Regions from separate parts of the Homo sapiens genome. Here region 2 is linked to region 1. Evidence: read pairs that join two places in POLR2A ChIA-PET (ENCODE). Cell type or tissue: GM12878. All regions are shown on one strand. Links, peaks and the distances in the headings refer to the core of each region. The heading gives the core; the rest is flanking DNA. Region 1 overlaps C2orf76 (chromosome 2 open reading frame 76). Region 2 has its middle 30 kb from the start of STEAP3-AS1.

Region 1 (4,395 bases), core at 177-4,176:
TAATTTCAGTTTAAGTTTAGAAGAATGACAAATTAAAATTAATTCACACTTAGGACTATGACTAAAAGTAAAATGTTAATTGCATTTTAATCTACTCTGGCCTACTTCAAAAGCATAATTTTAACTCTTGGATGGAGAACGAAATTTTCTTCTAAAAATAGATTTCGGTAACAATGAAATATCAAGAGCTGGACATTATAATAAAAAGAAAAAAGGTAACAAGAATTTTCTTTTTTTTTTTTTTTTTTGAGAGTCTCGCTGGAGTCTTGCTCTGTCACCCAGGCTGGAGTGCAGTGATGCGATCTCAGCTCACTGCAACCTCTGCCTCCCATGTTCAAGTGATTCTCCTGCGCAGCCTCCAGAGTAGCTGGGACTACGGGCACACGCTGCCACGCCTGGCTAATTTTTGTAGTTTTAGTAGAGATGGGGTTTCACCATGTTGAGCAGGCTAGTCTCGAACTCCTGATCTTAGGTGATCCGCCCGCCTCAACCTTCCAAAGTGCTGGGATTACAGCTGTGAGCCACCACGCCCAGCCCCAAGAATTTTCTTTTTAGGACAGACTGGAGAAAGGGTGGGAAAAGGATTGGGAGAGGCTGGTTGAAGGTACAGTTGAAATTAAATAGGAGGAATCAGTTCTGGCGTTCTATGGTTAACAGTACATTACAAAATAGCTAGAAGAGAGATTTTTAAATATCCTCACCACAAAGAGATAAATGCATGAGGCAATGGTCACACTAAATACCCTGATTTGCTCATTCTACAACTTATATATGTATTGAAACATCAAATTGTGCTCCCCAAATATGTACAATTACGTGTCAATTAAAGAATCTGCTTTAAATTTTTTCAAAAGCATATTTTTTTAAAATATGAAACTCAGCATTTATAAACTACATTAATGGCAGGGCACGGTAGCTCACGCTTGTAATCCCAGCACTTTGAGAGGCTGAGGAAGGCAGATCACTGACGGATCACTTGAGGTCAGGAGTTCGAGACCAGCCTGGCCAACATGGTGAAACCCCGTCTCTACTAAAAATACAGAAAAATATTAGCCGGGCGTGGTGGCACGCTCCTGTAAGCCCAGCTACTGGGAGGTTGAGGCACGAGAATCGCCTGAACCAGGAGGTGGAGGTTGCAGTGAGACAGGATCGCACCACTGCACTCCAGCCTGGGAGACAGTGTGAGGCTCTGTCTCAAAATATAAAAATTTTTTTTAAAAAACCCTACATTTATAAACTAGGACTATATGAGGGTTAAATAACATTTGAAAACTTCTTGGCATTTTTTTGTTGTTGTTTAGCTGCATAATACAAATGAAAGCACCATTATTCTAGAAGAGTTGGTTAAATCATCTTTCACTGACAGAACTTTTGAGAAAGATATTTTCAACATATTCATTTATAAATGATTTCAAAGTCTTCAACCTCAGCCATTTTTTAGATAGGTCAAAAAAATAAAATCTTCCACCTCTAGGGGTTTAGGTAACACAATAGGTACAAGATAAATTTTAGCTAATCTGCTGACTGGCACATGCTTCTCCATGCTGTAACTGCTTTACTGCATAATGACATTAGCAGCTGACCTTCCCTGAGGAAGAACCATAATCAGTTCCAAATAAATATATCCTTGATTACTGTTCACATCTAGAATACACCACCCACTGACAAATCAACATCTACAATTCCTCAGACCTGCCATTATGACCTTGAATCTGGAGCAAATACACAAAACCATAATTCGTTTTCTCTGCTCAAGATATGCAAGACTCTCCATAAACCATTCTGGACAGTTGAGTTTTCCCAAGGGTTGGAGACTTAACCATTTAGAAAGAATATTTCATACACTTTCTTAAACAAGGTATACTGGGTATAAATTCTATTTTTCTTGATTTGCAACCATCAGTGAGAATATTAATCCTTGTACTGTGTGTTGGGAGACATTTCTCCATGGGTCTCTCACACGTCTGCGTGTCTTAGAAGCAGAGGGGCTGGCTGCTTTCATTCTGAACTATCTTTCAAGGATATGTACATAGCGAACAGCTTAGAAAGACAGAGACAGTATCTCCCACCAGACTGTCCAGTAGCATGAAGACATCTCACTCCAGGGTAAGGCTGGGCAGGTTTGCTTGCAGCCCTTTATAAAGAATTTGATTTACCTAAACCTGGGGTTCTACAGCTGTGACATAAACCCACTGCACATGCAGTAGCAACTGAGCTACTCTGATTGCCCCTGTGGGACCTATAGGGAGGAGGAATGGAATAAACTCCTCCTCTCAGTGGTGGCATTAGATTCTCATAGGAGCGTGAACCCTATTGTGAACTGAGCATATGAGGGATCTAGGTTGCATGCTCCTTATGAGAATCTAATGCCTGATGATCTCAGATGGGACAGTTTCAACCCAAAACCATCCCCCTACCACCCCATCCATGAAAAAACTGTCTTCCATGAAACCGGTCCCTGGTGCCAAAAAGGTTGAGGACTGCTACTCTACAACACCATCCACCGAACAGGATGTAATGGACATTTATAGAACACCCCACTAATGACTGCAAAATACACATACTTTTCAAGTATCCACAACATAGATGCCAAGACGTCCACATCCTGCACCACAGGAAAAAACCATGACGAGTCTGAAGAAGTGAAATTAAACAATGTGTTCTCTGACCACAGTGGAATCAAATTAGAAATCAGAAACAGGAACCTACCAGGAAAGTCTTCAAACACTTGGAAACTAAGCAACAGACTACTAAACAAGCCCTGGACCAAAGACGAAGTCTCAAAGGAAACAAAGGCCAGGTTCGGTGGCTCTCAGTTGTAATCCCAGCACTTTGGGAGGCTGAGGTGGGCAGATCACTTGAGGTCAGGAGTTCCAGACCAGACTAGCCAACATGATGAAACCCCAACTCTACTAAAAATACAAAAATCAGCTGGGCTTGATGGCAGGCACTGTAATCCCAGCTTCTCAGGAGACTGAAGCAGGAGAATCGCTTGAACCCAGGAGGGAGAGGTTGCAGTGAGCTGAGATCACTGTTCTCCAGCCTGGGTGACAGAGCGAGACTCTGTCTCAAAAAAAAAAAAAAAAGGAAACTAAAAATACACTGAACTGAATGAAAGTGGGACACAGTTAAAGCACTGTGAAGAGGAAAATGTATAGCACTGTGAAGAGGAAAATGTATAGCACTGTGAAGAGGAAAATGTATAAATGCATAAATTAAATGAGAAAAAGTCTCAAGTCAATAATCTAAGCTCCCACCTCAAGAACCTAGAAAATCAAGAGCAAAACAAACCCAAAGCAAGCAGAAGGAAAGAAATAATAATGAGTGGAAATCAATACAATTGAAAACAGAAAAACAATAGAAAATCCATGAAAAAAGAGGTGGTTTTTTGAAAAGATTTTTTAAACACTGATGAATCTTGAGCAAGACCAGCTAGGGAAAAAAAAAAGAAGGCACAAATAACCAATATTGGGAATGAAATGGAGGATATCATTACAGGCTCTGCAAATAGCGAAAGGATAATAAGGGAATACTATGAACTAATTACATACATACATTTCACAGCACAGACAAAATGGACCAATTTCTTAAAAAACTAAAACTACCACCACTCACCAATATGAAATAAACAATATGAATAGCCCTATAACTATTAAGGAAATTAAATTCATAATTTAAGAACTCCCAAGAAAGAAATCTCTATAAGAACCTGATGAGGTGCCTGGAAAAAAGGAAGGAAGGAAGGAAGGAGAAAAGAAAAGAAATCTCCAGTCCTAGAAGGTTTCACTAGAGAACTCTACAAAACATTTAAAGAAGAATTAACATCAATTGTACACAACCTCTTTCAGAAAATGGAAAAGGAACATTTCCTAATTCACTTTATGCAGCTAGTTTTTCCACAATAAAGCCAGACAAAGCCATTACTAAAAAAAAGACAACAACAGACCAATATCCCTTATGAATATAGACATGAAAATCCTTAGTAAGACATTAGCAAATAGAATTTAGCAATACATAAAAATAATTATACACCCTGACCAAGTGGTTTTTTCCAGAGAAGCAAGGTTAGTTTAATATTTGAAAAGCAATCAATGTAATCCACCAAATTAACAACCTAAAGAAAAATCACATGATCACATCAAGTGATACAGAAAAGGCACCTGACAAACTTCAATGGAGACTCAACATCCACTGACAATAAGGACTCTCAGAAAAACAAGAAAAGAGGGGAACATCTCAATTTGATAAAGAGCATCTACAAAAAACAAACCAAAAAAAAAAAAAAACTAGAGCTAACGTTAGACTTCATAATGAAAGACTGAATGCTTTCCCCCTAAGATCAGGAACAAGGAAAAATAGCCATTCTCACCATTCTTATTCAACATGCTGCTGGAA
Region 2 (4,395 bases), core at 111-4,110, 77 kb before region 1:
AATTATACCTCCTTTCAAAAAGTTCAGGAAATCTAATATTATGTAAACATAAGTAGCAGAAAAGGATTGAAGTCAAATCCCACACGGTTATTCAAAGAAAAAATAAAAAGTAGAATAACATCCCTGCAGACGATAAAAGCATGCCAGAGAAACACACGGGTGAAAACGACAGCCTAATATTTTGACATAAAAGCAAAGGGAAGGGAGGGGAGGGGAGGAAGGCACAGCTCATCTGTGGTATTCAGTAATGGGGAGCACAACTGCAAAGAAAAGAGGCAATGAGCACAAAAGCCAGGCTGGCGTTTACTCTTGGAGGAGGGGCGTGGCATTGCATTTGGGAAAGTGAGCCTGGCAGGCTTATGGGGTCAGAGTCAGCTTCCTTTATGTGGGGATGTTTAAAGGTGTTTATCTTGTAATTTCGTTAACCTCTCATTTTGTCTTATGCTATATATACACGTATATGTATAACGGTGTTTTTTGGTTTTGGTTTTGGCTTGTTTTTTGTTTTTGTTTTTGAGATGGAGTGTCACTCTGTCGCCCAGGCTAGAGTGCAATGGCGCGATCTCGGCTCACTGAACCTCCTAGGTTCAAGCGATTCTCCTGCCTCAGCCTTCGGAGTAGCTGGGACTACAGGCGCCCACTACCATACCTGGATGATTTTGGTATTCTTAGTAGAGATGGGGTTTCACCATGTCAGCCAGGCTGGTCTCAAACTCCTGACCTCAAGTGATCAGCCTGCCTTGGCCTCCCAAAATGCTAGGATTACAGGCATAAGCCACCGCGCCTGGCCATAATGGTTTCTTTTTTAGCAACTAAATTTGTTTAAAAGAGTGTTGATTTCAGTATTGTTCATAATTGCCCCAAACTCCATTGACAGGAGGGCATGAATAAATTGTGCTATTCAGATGATGGCCTGTTATTCAGCAATGAAAATAAATTACCTATTCTTCCAGTGAAACTTAGAGACATGATTATGGACAGGGAAAAAAACAAGTATCAAAAACCTACATGCTATATGATACCATTTTTATAAGCCTTAGAAACCAAGCAAAAATGAAACAGTGTATTATTTAGGAATACATACATATGTGATTTTTGAAACTATATTTTAAGGAAGCAAGGCTGGCAAACGCAAAATTTAGGATAGACTGTATACCACGATAACATTTTTATAATGCTCAGAAATCAGCAAAAATTAAACAATATTGTTTAGGAATAAGTAGACCCGTGATTTTTAAAACTATTCTTTAAAAAAGCAGGGGAATGATAAACCCAAAATTCAAGCTGGTTTTTATTTCTAGGGAAGCAAGGAGCATGGGATAGGGGAGCTAGACCCAAGTTTTCTTCCTAGGTCGTGTGGTAGGTTCACAGTATACTTTTGATTATCATGTTTCATGATTCACAAATGTGTTTTATATGAAGACTTTATCAGATCTGCACACTAAGAATACAAATTAAAAATTGAATTCTCTTTTTCATCAGCAATTCATCTGTTCATTCATTCAGTTATGCAACAAATAGGTATTGTGTGCCCGCCCTACGCCAGGCCCTGTGCTAGGTCCTAGGATAGGGCAGTGAGCAGACACCATGGCTGTCCTCTCAAAGTTCACAGCCTCCTGGGACTTTCTACGCCACTGGTGATGGGGCCAAGTGGGAAATGGCTTTTTACAAATCTGCAGAGAGCACTATTTACAATAGCAAAGACTTGGAACCAACCCAAAGGTCCATCAATGATACACTGGATAAAGAAAATGTGGCACATATACACCATGGGATACTATGCAGCCATGAAAAAGAATGAGTCCATGTCCTTTGCAGGGACATGGATGAAGCTGGAAGCCATTATCCTCAGTAAACTAACGCAAAAGCAGAAAACCAAACACCACATGTTCTCACTCATAAGTGGGAGCTGAACAATGAGAACACATGGACACAGGGAGGGGAACATCACACACTGGGGCCTGTCAGGAGTTGGGGGCAAGGGGAGGGAGAGCATTAGGATGAATACCTAGTGAATGCAGGGCTTAAAACCCAGATGACAGGTTGATAGATGCGGCAAACCACCATGGCACATGTATACCTATAAACCTGCACATTCTACACATGTATCCCAGAATTTAAAGTAAAAAAAAAAAAATCTGCAGAGAGTAAGAGCCAGGACAATCCATAATCAGGACCTTCCATTTCAGGATAACCAGGAAATACCTTGTTGGTATGACTTGAGGGAGGTAATTTTTAAATTAAGATAGTTAAGGCAGCCAACAGGAGACAGCAAAAACAGCAGACAGGCACTCCAGGCCGGTGGTTCCCAATACTGCCAATGTTGTTCCCCAGAGAAGTTTTCATCATCTTAAGCAATGTGATATGCACATGCATGCAAACATGCACACGCACACGGGTTATTCGGAGTTTATTTCCTCCCTATGTTTCTGTGTTAGGATCTCCTTTCATTTACGTATTGATAGTGATGATAGACAGTGGTCGGACTTTGTTTAGGGAACTGTGGTTTGGTTTTTAATGTCCATACTTAGTAAAATAAAGAGCTGCCAAATCCAAATCAATCTCTAAGATTTAAATTCTTCATTATGTAAACCCTGAAGTTTGAGAATCATGGTCCAGTCATGTTTGAACCTAGCACTTTCCTTTTTGAGTAGGAAGACTGAGGTCACTTTTCTCTTTTTTTTTTTTTTTTTTTTTTTTGAGACAAAGTCTCACTCTTGTCACCCAGGCTGGAGTGCAGTGGCACAATCTCAGCTCACTGCAACCTCCACCTCCCAGGTCCAAGTGATTCTCCTGCCTCAGCCTCCTGAGTAGCTGGGATTATAGGTGCCCACCACCATGCCTGGCTGATTTTTGTATTTTTAGTAGAGACGGGGTTTCTCCATGTTAGCCAGGCTGGTCTCAAATTCCTGACCTCAGGTGATCCGCCTGCCTGGGCCTCCCAAAGTGCTGGGATTACAGGCCTGCGCCACTGCACCTGGCCTGAGGTCACTTTTCAATACTTGGTTAAGACCTTGCTTGGCCTCAGGAGTAGCCTGGCCTTGACTCCCTGCCCAGCACCACCCCCATCCGTAGGGCCTGGAGGAGTTCCTCAGCTTATCTCTGAGCAGAGCTGAAAACCACCCTATGGCTGACACCAAGGTGAAAGGAAAGGACTGGTACCTAATAGCAAAAGCAGCAGTATATGTGTGTGCATGTGTGTATTACTACAAATACATCTGTTCCGGCAAGGTATCTCTACTACAGAATCAACCCGCGGGAATGTTTAGCTGAGGCTCCAGAGACCCTGTTGAGGAGTGTGCCGTGTCTGAGGTCAAGTAAGTGCTTAATCCACTAGCTCCTTCTTCCTTGTATCTGCCAGTGTGGCCAGCCGCTGCATCCATTTCCGTTCACCTCCACCATATCTGCCATTTCCACCCAGGCTTGGACCTCATTTCTTTATATCAACGTTTCCTTCAAATCTACTCACTTGTTTTCCCTGAAAATGTTTGTTTGTTTGTTTGTTTGTTTGTTTGTTTGGAGACGGAGTCTCGCTCTGTCTCCCAAGCTGGAGTGCAATGGTGCGATCTCAGCTCACTGCAAACTCCACCTCCCGGGTTCAAGCGATTCTCCTGCCTCAGCCTCTGGAGTAGCTGGAATTACAGGCGCCCACCACCACACCTGGCTAATTTTTGTATTTTTAGTAGAGATGGGGTTTCACCATGTTGGCCAGACTGATCTCGAACTCCAGACCTCAGGTGATCCACCTGCCTTGGCCTCCCAAAGTGCTAGGATTACATGCGTGAGCCACGGCGCCCGGCCTGAAAACATTAATTTTTAATGTTCCCTATGGAGAGGCAGCATAGCACAGAGGTTAAAAACACAAAATCCAGGCCAGACATGGGGACTCAGGCCTGTAATCACAGGAATCCGGGAGGCAGGAGGATCACTGGAGTCCAGGGGTTCAAGACCAGCTTGGGCAACATAGTGAGACCCCATCTCTACAAAAAATTTTTTTAAAATATTACTCAAGCTGGTAGTGCACAACTGTAGTTCCAGCTTCTCAGGAGGCTGAGTTGAGAGGATCACTTGAGTCCAGGAGGTCAAGGCTGCAGTGAGCCATGATTGCACCACAGCACTCCGGCCTGGCTGACAGCAAGACGCTATCTCTAAAAAAAAATGGTAAAAAAAAAAAAAGGAACACAAAATCTGGAGCCACACTGCCAGGGTTTCAGCACCACTTCTACTACTTCCTAACCCGATTTAACCTCCTCTTGCCTCAGTTTCCCCAGCTATAAAATGAGGGTGATTATAGTTCTTACCACATAGGTTTGTAATTAGGTTATGAGAAAAATGACAGCTTCTCTTTTAACTTAATTTTATTTTTAGCTTTTATTTTAGGTTCGGTGTTACACA

Evidence for each region. ChIA-PET counts read pairs that join two places held together with the same protein. Peaks named below come from ENCODE experiments on the same cell type or tissue, not always from the same donor. Only the 100,000 strongest peaks of a DNase experiment are listed, where the experiment ranks them.
Region 2: POLR2A ChIA-PET joins it to region 1 with 5 read pairs; 2 of 35 experiments call an interaction of 5 or more read pairs at or near these places.

The regions. Positions count from the first base shown.
Region 1 is chr2:119,353,327-119,357,721 of GRCh38, forward strand. The region is part of intron 1 of C2orf76 (chromosome 2 open reading frame 76); the gene reads right to left. Among named protein-coding and RNA genes, the nearest start is that of C2orf76, 11 kb to the right of the region's middle. In GM12878, for the core only: no CTCF peak of the experiment used is centred there; a DNase peak (open chromatin) is centred at 2,636; H3K4me3 peaks cover 1,405 bases; H3K27ac peaks cover 2,322 bases.
Region 2 is chr2:119,276,778-119,281,172 of GRCh38, forward strand. It overlaps a transcript of C2orf76 not described here. Among named protein-coding and RNA genes, the nearest start is that of STEAP3-AS1, 30 kb to the left of the region's middle. In GM12878, for the core only: no CTCF peak of the experiment used is centred there; no DNase peak of the experiment used is centred there.